Regions from separate parts of the Homo sapiens genome. Here regions 1 and 3 are each linked to region 2. Evidence: chromatin contacts called from ENCODE Hi-C or POLR2A ChIA-PET data. All regions are on one chromosome and are shown on one strand. The core of a region is the stretch at or near the end of the contact, and the rest is flanking DNA. Distances in the headings are between cores, read along the strand shown. Region 1 holds the start of SPC24 (SPC24 component of NDC80 kinetochore complex). Region 2 holds the start of DOCK6 (dedicator of cytokinesis 6). Region 3 holds the start of PLPPR2 (phospholipid phosphatase related 2).

Region 1 (3,448 bases), core at 87-2,586, 110 kb after region 2:
CATAAAAATGTTGCCACGCCAGGCGCGGTGGCTCACGCCTATAATCCCAGCACTTTGGGAGCCTGAGGCAGGCAGATCACGAGGTCAGGAGTTCAAGACCAACCTGGCCAACATAATGAAACCCCGTTTCTACTAAAAATACAAAAAATCAGCTGGGTGCGGTGGCGGGCACCTGTAATCCCAGCTACTCGGGAGGCTGATGCAGGAGAATGCCTTGAACCCAGGAAGCAGGCTGGAATGCCTTGCACTCCAGCCTGGGCAACAGAGTGAGACTCTGTCTTAAAAAAAAAGAGAGAGAAAGAAAAAAAGATGCCATCTTAACATCTTGTTTCTTGCAGAAATACCAGTGTCTAGCATGGAACCAGCACCTTAGAGTCAGCACTGATCTTTTCTTTGTTTTGTTTTGTTTTGAGACAGGCTAGTCTCAAACTCCAGGGCTCAAGCGATCCTCCTGTCTTAGCCTTCCAAAGAGCTCAGACTTACAGGCGTGAGCCACTGCACCCAGCTACATGCTAGGATTCTATGTATGTTTCATTAAACAACTATATAGCACCTACTGAATAGGAGACACTATCACGCCAGGCTGGGCTCGGTGGCTCACGCCTGTAATCCCAGCACTTTGGGAGGCGGAGGCAGGAGGATTGCTGGAGGCCAGGAGGTCGAAGTTGCAATGAGCTATGATTGTGGCACTGCACTTCAGCCTGGGTGACAGAGCAATACCTTGTCTCTAAAAAAAAAGTAATAAGAAGAATTCTCACGCCAACGCTGACACAGGCACTAGTATGACCCTCATTTTACTAAGGAGGAAAGTACCGCACAGAGAGGTGAAGTCTGTCCAGGGTAACACAGCTAGTAAGTGGCAACGCTGGGATTCGAACCCAGTAAATCTGGCTGCAGACGCCATTTTGCTATGCAGCCTCTCATAGAATCTACTTATTCTCTATGCTTATTGTGTATCCCACGCACACACTGTAGGATGTAAGTTCCAGGAGAAGCTGCTCGCTGCTTTGCCGTTAGAACCCCACCCTGCACAGAGCAAGCGCTCGACCTATGGAGAAATAAACAGCCGCTTTCTCTCCCGCGCAGGCGCATCGGGAAGGATAACGGAGCCTCCCCCTTCCTGCGCCGATTGGTCATCACCGATGACTGACGGAGGAGTGGTCGCAGGCGCACCAGGCCAGACCAAAGGCGGCTTAGCCCAGTCTAAGATCCTGTTCCCCATGCCTATTGGCCATTGCTTATGACTGACGTATCAAAAAATCCAATGGAAAGCAACCTCTTCTGGAAGAGGGCGGGCCCCGCGGACAGTCAAATTTGCGCGGGTTGGAGCCTGGCGTAGTCATGGCCGCCTTCCGCGACATAGAGGAGGTGAGCCAGGGGCTGCTCAGCCTGCTGGGCGCCAACCGCGCGGAGGCGCAGCAGCGACGGCTGCTGGGGCGCCACGAGCAGGTGGTGGAGCGGCTGCTGGAAACGCAAGACGGTGCCGAGAAGCAGCTGCGAGGTGAGGGTCGGAGCGTGGTCGCGGGCCCACGGGGGAAGGGGCCCGGGTGCTGGGAGGGGGCGACCAGGCCCACCTCAAAACCCCTTCTCTCCTGGACTCTCCCATCTCCTGCCCTATGCCCCCTGGGACGGCCCCCTCTGAGCCTTAGTTTCACCATCTGAGAAATCGGCTTTATGACAGCAACCATCCCCCACCCCCCAGGGGTTTAGTGGTAAATATAGGAGTCTGGAGGGGTTGGCCCCTTCTGAGCTCTCCGTGAGCAGGAGCTGGGGGTCTCAGGGTTTGAACTGGGGCTCAGGAGTCAAAGCTCCGGGTTTGAATCCTAGCACCCATCCCCATGTCCGCTGTGAGACTTGAGGTGAGTTTCTTAAATTCTCTGTGCCTCAGCTTCCTTCCTTGTCAAATGGTTGTGACAATAGCCCATCCCTTCTTCCTGAAGGCATTCAGATGTTTTATGGAGCATCTGCTGCTGCCAGGCCCTGGGCTCACCGCAACCTCCACCTCCCGGGTTCAAGCTATTCTCCTGCCTCAGCCTCCTGAGTAGCTGGGATTACAGGCGCTTGCCACCGCACTCGGCTAATTTTTGTATTTTTGGTAGAGACGGGGGGTCACCACGTTGGCCAGGCTGGTCTCAAACTCCTGACCTCAGGTAATCTGCCTGCCTCAGCCTCCCAAAGTACTGGGACTGCAGACGTGAGCCACTGTGTCCGGCCCATCTTCACTATCTGTAACTGCACAGTTCAGTGGCCTTAAGCACATTCACACTGCTGTGCAACCATCAGCACCATCATCCATCTCCAGAACTTTCTCATCTTTCCAAACTGAAGCTCTGTCCCCATGAAACACTCACTCCCCATCCCCTTCTCAGACCCTGGCACCCACCAGGGTTCTACTTTCTGTCTCAAATTTGACTCCTCTAGGAACCTTACGAGGAATTGTACAATATCTACCCTTCCTAGTGGAATCATACAATATCTACCCTTTTGTGTCTGGCTTATTTCATGGAGCATAATGTCCTCCAGGTTCATCCATGTCATAGCCTGTATCAGAATTTCCTTTCATTTTGTGTACTTACTGTGAGACAGAGCCTCGCTCCATTACCCTGGCTTGAATGCAGTGGTGTGATCTTGGCTCACTGCAACCTCTGCCTCCCAGACTTAAGTGATCCTCCCACCTCAGCCTCCCAAGTAGCTGAGAACACACTTATGCGCCACCATGCCCAGCTAATGTTTGTATTTTTAGTAGAGATGGGGTTTCACCATGTTGGCTAGGCTGGTCTTAAACTCCCAGCCTCAAGTGATCGCCCACCTCGGCCTCCCAAAGTGCTGGGATGACAGGGGTGAGCCACTACGCCTGGCCAGAATTTCCGTCCATTTTAAAGCTGAGTCATATTTCATGATATAGAAGGATGGACCGCATTGTGTTTATTCATTCATCCATCCATGGGCACTTGGGTTGTATCCACCTTTTGGCTGTGTTGAATAACGCTGCTATGAACACGGGTGCCCAAATATCTCTTCAAGACTGTATTTTTTTTTTCCTTGAGACGGAGTCTTGCTCTGTCACCCAGGCTGGAGTGCAGTGGCGCAATCTTGGCTCACTGCAAGCTGCGTCTCCTGGGTTCACGCCATTCTCCTGCCTCAGCCTCCCGAGTAGCTGGGACTACAGGTGCCCGCCACCACGCCCGGCTAATATTTTTATATATATTTTTTTAGTAGAGACGGGGTTTCACCGTGTTAGCCAGGATGGTCTCGATCTCCTGACCTCATGATCCACACGTCTCGGACTCCCAAAGTGCTGGGATTACAGGCATGAGCCACCGTGCCCAGCCATATTTTCTTCTTTTTTTTTTTTTTCCCAGGACAGTCTTACTCCGCTGCTCAGGCTGGAGTACAGCAGCGTGATCTCTGCTCACTGCGACCTATGCCTCCTGGGTTCAAGCAATTC
Region 2 (3,414 bases), core at 133-2,632:
TTTGCTGACCAGGGAAAGAAGGGCTGTCCAGGAGGAAGGACCTGCCGGTGCAGAGGCATGCAGGTGAGAAAGGGGTGAGCTCCTCCAGAGGGGAGTGTCGGCTGGAGAATTCTCTAAAAATGCTGCAGCAGTGCTGGGAGAGAGGCCAGTGGGGAGAGATTTGAGACCATAGATTAACCAAGACATCCCCACCTCTTCCTCTTGGTAGAGGCGGCCCCGAAAGTCTAGACTCCCAAACTGGCTCACTCAGGTCCCACCACCTGGACCTGGGGCACATCTCCGAGCACTCCAGTGCCTAGCCAGGCTCCTCTGACTCCCATGCTGTAGACTGGGAGCACGGACAATGCAGGCGCTGGAGACCCCTGTGAGTCACACTGAGCAAGCACCCGAACACCTCTGTGCCTCAGTTTACTCATCTGTAAAAGGAGGAAAACAATAATTTCTTCTGCATGTGTGAATTGCAGGGCCAGGCTCAATGACATCTTAGCAATTAGACTTTTTGAGACAGGGTCTCGCTCTGTCACCCAGGCTGGATTGAAATGGCACAATCACAGCTCACTGCAGCCTTGACCTCCCAGGCTCAAGCGATCCTCCTCCCTCAGACTCCCAAGTAGCTGAGATTACAGGCACACACCACCATGCCTGGTTAATTTTTGCATTTTTTGTGGACACGGGGTCTCATTATGTTGCCCAGGCTGGTCTCCAACTCCTGGGCTCAAACAATCCTCCTGCCTTGGCCCCCCACAGTGCTGGGATTACAGGCATGAGCCACCATGCACGGCCACGATTATACTTACAGGTATGATTATTAGATACATGAACATCGTTATTGTTTTCCAGCCAGGAGTCAGAGGGCAGAAAGAGCGCCCCCCAAACCCCGGAAATCTGGGGCCTACCCAGCCTGGGTCCCAGCGCCTCCCCTCCCTCCCTCCCTCCTGAGCTTCAGTTTCCCCAGCCCTGCTCCTGGGGTGGTAAGACCACCCCACTAAACCCCGGGAGCCTGGGGTCCACCTAGCCCGGGTCTCAGCGCCTCCCTTCCCTCCCTCCCTCCTCAGGCTCAGTTTCTCCAGCCCAGCTCCCAGGGTGGAAAGAGCGCCCCCGCCAGCTCGGGAGTCTGGGGCACCCCCAGTCTGGGTCCCAGCGCCTCCTCTCCCTAACTTCCCTCCTCAGCCTCAGTTTCCCCAGCCCTTCTCCTAGGGTAGAAAGAGCGTCCCCCCAGCCCGGGAGTCTGGGGCCCGCCCAGCCTGGATCCCGGGGCCTCCTCTCCGTCCCCAGCCTCAGTTTCCCCAGCCCCCAGGACTCCAGGCGACCCCTCCGGCCTGCAGGGGCAGCACGGAGCGGCCCGGGCCACCCGGAAGGGCCCCGCCCCCGCGCCGGCCCCGCCCCGCCCCGGCTGCCCAGAACCGGGAGGCGGCGGCGGCGGCGGGGCCGGGGCCCGGGGCGGCGGCGGCGGGACGCGAGGACCATGGCTGCCTCCGAGCGCCGCGCCTTCGCGCACAAGATCAACAGGTAGTGTGGCCGCGGGGCCCCCTCCCACCTCCCCCACGTGGCCCGGCTCCGCCCCGGGGCGGTGCGACCCTCCCCGCCCGGGCGCCCCCAATTCAACCCCTTTCCGCCTCGGCCCGGGTCCCGCCAGCTTCCTCCGGCCGGGGCTGGGAGCGGGAGAAGGCGGGGAGGGCCGCGGGGGTCCCGGCGGGGGTCCCAGATGGGAGTCGCGTCGGGGCTGGGAGCGCGATGGCGGCTGCCGTTCTGCCTCCGTGACGCGCGGGGGTGTGTCCGGAGGGCTTCCCGGAGGAGGTGGCGTGGGGATGCGGATGACGGGCGCCCCCTGAACTCCCTGCGCTCCCCGTCCGCCTCTCGGCCCCTCACTGTCCCCGCGCTCTCGGAGATCGGGGTGGGCCGGACTTTCTGTTCCTTCCTCAGTGCCTGGTTTGGGGCAGGGAGGCTCCAGGCTCTGAGATTTGGGGACAGAGATGGGCTCCTTGGTGGCGTTTGAAACCCCTCGAGGAGTTTCCCGTGCCCTTCCCCCTCCAGGGTCCAGTGCCCAGCTGTCGGGGGGGGGGAAGGGGGACAGCTGTGGACGCCCCCCCACCTTCTGCTTCAGGCTCTCCCGTCACGGGCTGGACCGCGCTGGGGATGGATGGGTGATTGAATGGAGGGAGTGGGGGCTGGGGACAGAACCAGCTGGTGGGCAGACGGGGGAGGGGACAGGCCCCAGGCGCTGGGGGATCCATTTCCGTGGCCACTGGGGATTGTGAGAGTCACAGCCTGGGAGGGGTATATCAGACTCTCTGGGGCTGAAAAGCCTCGCCCCCAGTTGGCGGGGGGTCTTTGCGACAAGGGTGCGTTCAGAAGCTCAGGTATCCTCTCCCCGGGGGACCTGTCCTGACTGCCCCCAGGTGAAAGAGCTGCCCTGTGGGTTGGGCCCTGGTCTTATGGAGACAAAAGATCCCCCTCTTGGGATATAGTGGCGGAGAGAGACCAGAAGCCTGATCGAGTAGATTACCTGTCAGTGACAAGTGCTGTAGGGACAAGAAGACAGGGAAGGGGGATGGGAGGGTGGGGGCTGCTTGAGATGCGGGAGGTGGGTCAGGAAGGCCTGGATGAGCAGGTGCCTTTGAGCAAAAACCTCAAGGAGATGAGAGAGGGATCGATCGAGGCCAGTTTGTGGGGGGAAAGAGTGGGAAGGGTTTGTGCAAAGGCCCTGAGGCAGGAACAGAGAGCTGGAGGGGGACAGTAAGAGTAGAATGTACAGGGTCGTGTGGGCTGTGCAAGGGACTTTGACTTTGGACCCCAGGTGAGGTGGGAGCCATGGGGAGTTCTCAGCAGAGGAGGGATGAGACTTGGTGGCTGGGGCGTAATGGCTGGGCAATTTTTATGTTCTATCATTATCTTTGTCTGTAAATTGGCTTTCAAAATGTCTTAGACCTTTGGCGTCTTTGAGGCTGCAAACATTATTGCTGTCTGTTTCTTTTTCTTTCCTTTTCTTTTTCTTTTCTTTCTTTCTTTCTTTTTTTTTTTTTGAGACAGAGTCTCGCTCTGTCACCCAAACTGGAGTGCAATGGCACAATCTTGGCTCACTGCAACCTTCGCCTCCTGGGTTCAAGCGATTCTTGTGCCTCAGCCTCCTGAGTAGCTGGGGTTACAGGCGCCCACTACCACACCCAGCTAATTTTTGTATTTTTAGTAGAGAGGGGGTTTCACCATGTTGACCAGGCTGGTCACGAACTCCTGACCTCAGGTGATCCGCCCACCTCCCAAAGTGCTGGGATTACAGGTGTGAGCCACTGCACCCAGGCTTTTTTTTTTTTTCCTTTTCTTTTTTTGAGACAGGGTCTTGCTCTGTCACCCAGACTGGAGTGCAGTGGTGATACCTTGGCTCACTGCAGTCTCAATCTCCCGGGCTCAAGTGAT
Region 3 (3,588 bases), core at 1-2,500, 93 kb before region 2:
ACACACACACACACACAACCATGGCATAGCGTTCACCCATCCCACAGTGAAGACCGAGCACCTGCCGACTTCCAGGCGCTGTGCTGGGCGCCACTTTGCAGTAAACAAGAGGGGCCCCCTTGTTCAGACAGGTGTCCAACACACACAACACATGTCACTGCATACTCACACACAGTGGGCTCATAGCCTGTCAGAGACACCAAACAGATCAAACAAGTCCCCACCCCCACCCCAGGCCAAACAGAGAGAGACATGTCAGGAGACCCTACACACATCACAGTCCCACACAAGCCCCCACACCGCTACAGTCAGGGACACACAGTCAGGCCTGCAACACACTTAAGAGTCACAGAAAAGAGTCACCGCACACAATGGGGGTCACAGAACTCATCACAGCGTCACACCCCCAATTACAAGGCACTCAGCGACAGCCACACACACACTAACAGTCTCTTATTCACACCAACAGTCACAGGGGAGAGACAAGGTGCCATCTACAACCACATGGCCACATCCATGGACCATGACACAGACTCACAATGCCACACAAGAAAGGTGCACAGCGCACGACCACAGCCACACACACATACACACCATCAGAATGAACACACAACAGGAGCCACACAATGACAGTCCTATGCACACAACCACACGAACACCAAGACAGTCACACACAGAGACAGCAGCCACACGGGGGGCCAATGGCAGTCACAGCATAGCCAGACACACACACACAAACCATCAGAGTGACACCCACAACGACAGCCGCACAATGACAGTGACACACACACACACACACCCGCGGACCTCCCGAAACCACACAATCCCAGTCATGCAGCCACACGATGACAGTTACACAACCACACACAGACACACAATGACAACCACACAATCACAGTTACCCACAGCCGCCCTCACCACCGGTGCTGGCTCCTCGGCCCGGGGTCCCCTCCCCCAGCCCGGTCCCCTCCCCCAGCTCGCCGCCTCCCCTCCCCCGCCCCTCCCCGCGCTGGACCCAGAGGGACCCAACCCTCAGGAACCGGAGACCGACACCGGGGGTGGGAAGCCCACGGGAGGGGATGAGGGGCGCCCCCACCCCCTCCTCTCACCGCGTCGAGGCCGCCGCCGCCTGAGCCCCCGCTCCGCCTAGACTGCCCCGGCGCGGCGGGATGGACAGACGGACTGCCAGCCAGGCTGGCAGACGCGAAGACCGAGACGCGGTCGGCCGGGCCTGGCCGCGCCGCGCAGACTCCGAGGTGGAGGGAGGGGCGGGGCCTCCGGGCGTCTCATTTGCATAGCCCCGTGGGGCGGGGCCTCCGTGATCTTGGAGGCGGGGCGTGTTAGCATCGATTGTAGGAAGGAACCAAGAATGGAAGTAGAGAGGGAGGACCCTGGGGTGGGCGGGGCTCCGAGGGTAATAGGAGGGAGGGGCTTCAGAGTATGTCCCTGGGCCGCGCCTCTCCCTCTCTGGGCCTCAGTTTCCCCATTCGCCAGGGCCCCCCAGAAAGGAAGGCTCTGTGGCCAGTGTGGAAGTCTGTCTGGCTGCTCGTGTCTGGACAGAATGACTCCTTGCCTTGTCATATATTAAATCTGGCTTCAGATGTCCCCTGATTCCAAGCCCACACATCCCGAATGACCCCTGGGGTCTCTACACCCCTCCCCCCCAACAATGAGGGGTAAACTAGGAGGGCAGGGGGATTCCTAGGCACAGGAAGCAGCAAGACTAACAGTCGGGGCTAGAGGAGGGTCTGGGCTAGTTTATTTTCTCTCTGGAGGGGTCTTCAGGGAGAGCAGTCCCGGCTGCTCAAGCTGTGGAGAGAGAGGGTGGGTCAGGGCCTGGCCAGGTCCAGGGGACTCCGGGGCTGCAGGTCAGGGACCGCATGCCCAGATCAGGATCTGGGCCTGTTCTGAGGGTCTAGACTGTGGGAGTCAAGGGCAGGTCAGGAGGGAAATGGGTGGAGGGGGGGACTGGGGAGGATCTGCACCGGGTGGGAAGGAGCGGCCGCTCTTGCTGAAAGGTGGCTGGGAGAGGTCCTGGTCACAGTCGGAGTCAGAGTCCCAGGAGGGGAGTGGAGGGCTCAGGCACTGGTGCCCCTTGTGGCCTGCAGGAGGGACAGGTTCCCTGAATGTGACCCTCAAGTAACCCCCAAATATAGGCCCTGTGTCCCTTCATAGTATACCTCATTGATACTTAAACCATGACCCCCAATTCCCTTGAATGTGATCCAGTGTGACACCAAATTATGACTTCAATGACCCTTGCATTTTACCCAATTGACACTTTTTTTTTTAGAGATGGGGTCTCGCTCTGTTGCCCAGACTGGAGTGCAGTGGCACGATTATGGCTCACTGCAGCCTCAACCTCGCAGGCTCAAGCGATCCTCCTGTCTCAGCCTCCTGAGTAGCTGAGACTACAGGTGTGCTCAGCCACAGGTGCACCATCACCCAGCTAGTTTTTAAATTTTTTGGAGAGATGGGGTCTCACTGTGTTGCCCAGGCTGGTCTCAAACTCCTAGACTCAAGTAATCCTCCCACCTCAGCCTCCCAAAATATTAGGATTACAGGCATGAGCCACTGTGTGGAGTCCCCATGGACTCATATAAGATCCAAGTGACTCTGAATGTGACCATGAATGACTCCTGGATGAAACCTCCAGTGACTCCTTAATGTGACCCCAGAACACTACTTAATGTGACCATAGAATAACACCCATCAGATGTGACTCCCAAATAGGCTCTCTGAACATAGCCTCCCTGTGAAGCTAGACAATGACCTCCCACCCCTGAGCAATTCTCAGCCTCCCTCACCTCTTAGGCTCGAGGCCTTGGGACAGGCCCCCGAGCACAAAGTGAGGCTGTCTATGGAGTTCTGCAGCACGTGCACAGCAGACCTGCAAGAAGACAAGGAGCTGGGGGCGCTGGGAGACTCCACACTGCTCAGGGTGTAGACAGCAGTACAGCTAAGGTTGGGGGCCGTGGTGGGGTGAGTCCTAGGGGGTGAGGGAAGTCTGGACTCAGGTGGGCTCCAGGTTCTGGTGGTCACTGCCAGATCCCGTTGGGGGAACGGGTTCAGAGGAGGGTCAGGGGTCAGACTGCAGGCTGGGCATCACCATATATCACTCAGTTCCTTCTGGAGGTCATCCTTCCAGCAGCCACTGGCTCCCTGCGGTATCTCTTCAGTCTCCGGACAGGCGGCTGTCTCATGACCCTGCTGCTTCATCTTGGTCAGGATCTGGGGTGGGGAGGGATGAGAGAACAGCAGTCATAATAATAATGACAATAGTGCCAGGCGCGGTGGCTCACACCTGTAATCCCAGCACTTTGGGAGGCCGAGGCGGGCAGATCACGAGGTCAGGAGATTGAGACCATCCTGGCTAACACAGTGAAACCGCATCTCTACTAAAAATACAAAAAGTTAGCCGGGCGTGGTGGCGGGCGCCTGTTGTCCCAGCTACTCGAGAGGCTGAGGCAGGAGAATTGCTTGAACCCAGGAGGCAGAGGTTGCAGTGAGTTGAGATCGCGCCATTGCACTCCAGCCTGGGCAACAAGAGGGAAACTCCGTCTCAAAAAAGAAAACAAAATAAATAAT

What was found. Hi-C counts contacts between places; a loop is a spot of excess contacts on that map. ChIA-PET counts read pairs that join two places held with the same protein, here RNA polymerase II (POLR2A). Pooled maps may share reads with other maps.
Region 1: a loop to region 2 is called in a pooled map, with 3 times the contacts of the local background. The contact joins the promoter of SPC24 here to the promoter of DOCK6 in region 2. A Hi-C loop is called at or near these places in 1 of 168 maps with a recorded cell type or tissue (endothelial cell of umbilical vein) and 3 of 50 pooled maps. POLR2A ChIA-PET finds 5 or more read pairs at or near these places in 14 of 52 experiments (BJ, HEK293, HEK293T and 10 more).
Region 3: a pooled map shows a loop between it and region 2 (2.4-fold over the local background). The contact joins the promoter of PLPPR2 here to the promoter of DOCK6 in region 2. A Hi-C loop is called at or near these places in 1 of 168 maps with a recorded cell type or tissue (endothelial cell of umbilical vein) and 5 of 50 pooled maps. POLR2A ChIA-PET finds 5 or more read pairs at or near these places in 8 of 52 experiments (GM10248, H1, HepG2 and 5 more).

What each region holds. Positions count from the first base shown.
Region 1 is chr19:11,153,670-11,157,117 of GRCh38, reverse strand. SPC24 (SPC24 component of NDC80 kinetochore complex) reads left to right here and starts at 1,336. Exons shown (of 5, transcript NM_182513.4): 1 at 1,336-1,501. The coding sequence starts at 1,342. RefSeq lists a silencer at 1,220-1,379.
Region 2 is chr19:11,260,492-11,263,905 of GRCh38, reverse strand. It overlaps DOCK6 (dedicator of cytokinesis 6), which reads left to right and starts at 1,382. Exons shown (of 48, transcript NM_020812.4): 1 at 1,382-1,509. The coding sequence starts at 1,466. RefSeq lists silencers at 1,298-1,457, 1,528-1,587, 1,668-1,807.
Region 3 is chr19:11,353,094-11,356,681 of GRCh38, reverse strand. PLPPR2 (phospholipid phosphatase related 2) reads right to left here and starts at 1,250. Exons shown (of 10, transcript NM_001393892.1): 1 at 1,110-1,250. It overlaps CCDC159 (coiled-coil domain containing 159), which reads right to left. Exons shown (of 11, transcript NM_001080503.3): 8 at 3,110-3,231; 9 at 2,808-2,890; 10 at 1,986-2,102; 11 at 1,738-1,809. The coding sequence ends at 1,805. RefSeq lists an enhancer at 1-338 and a silencer at 981-1,430.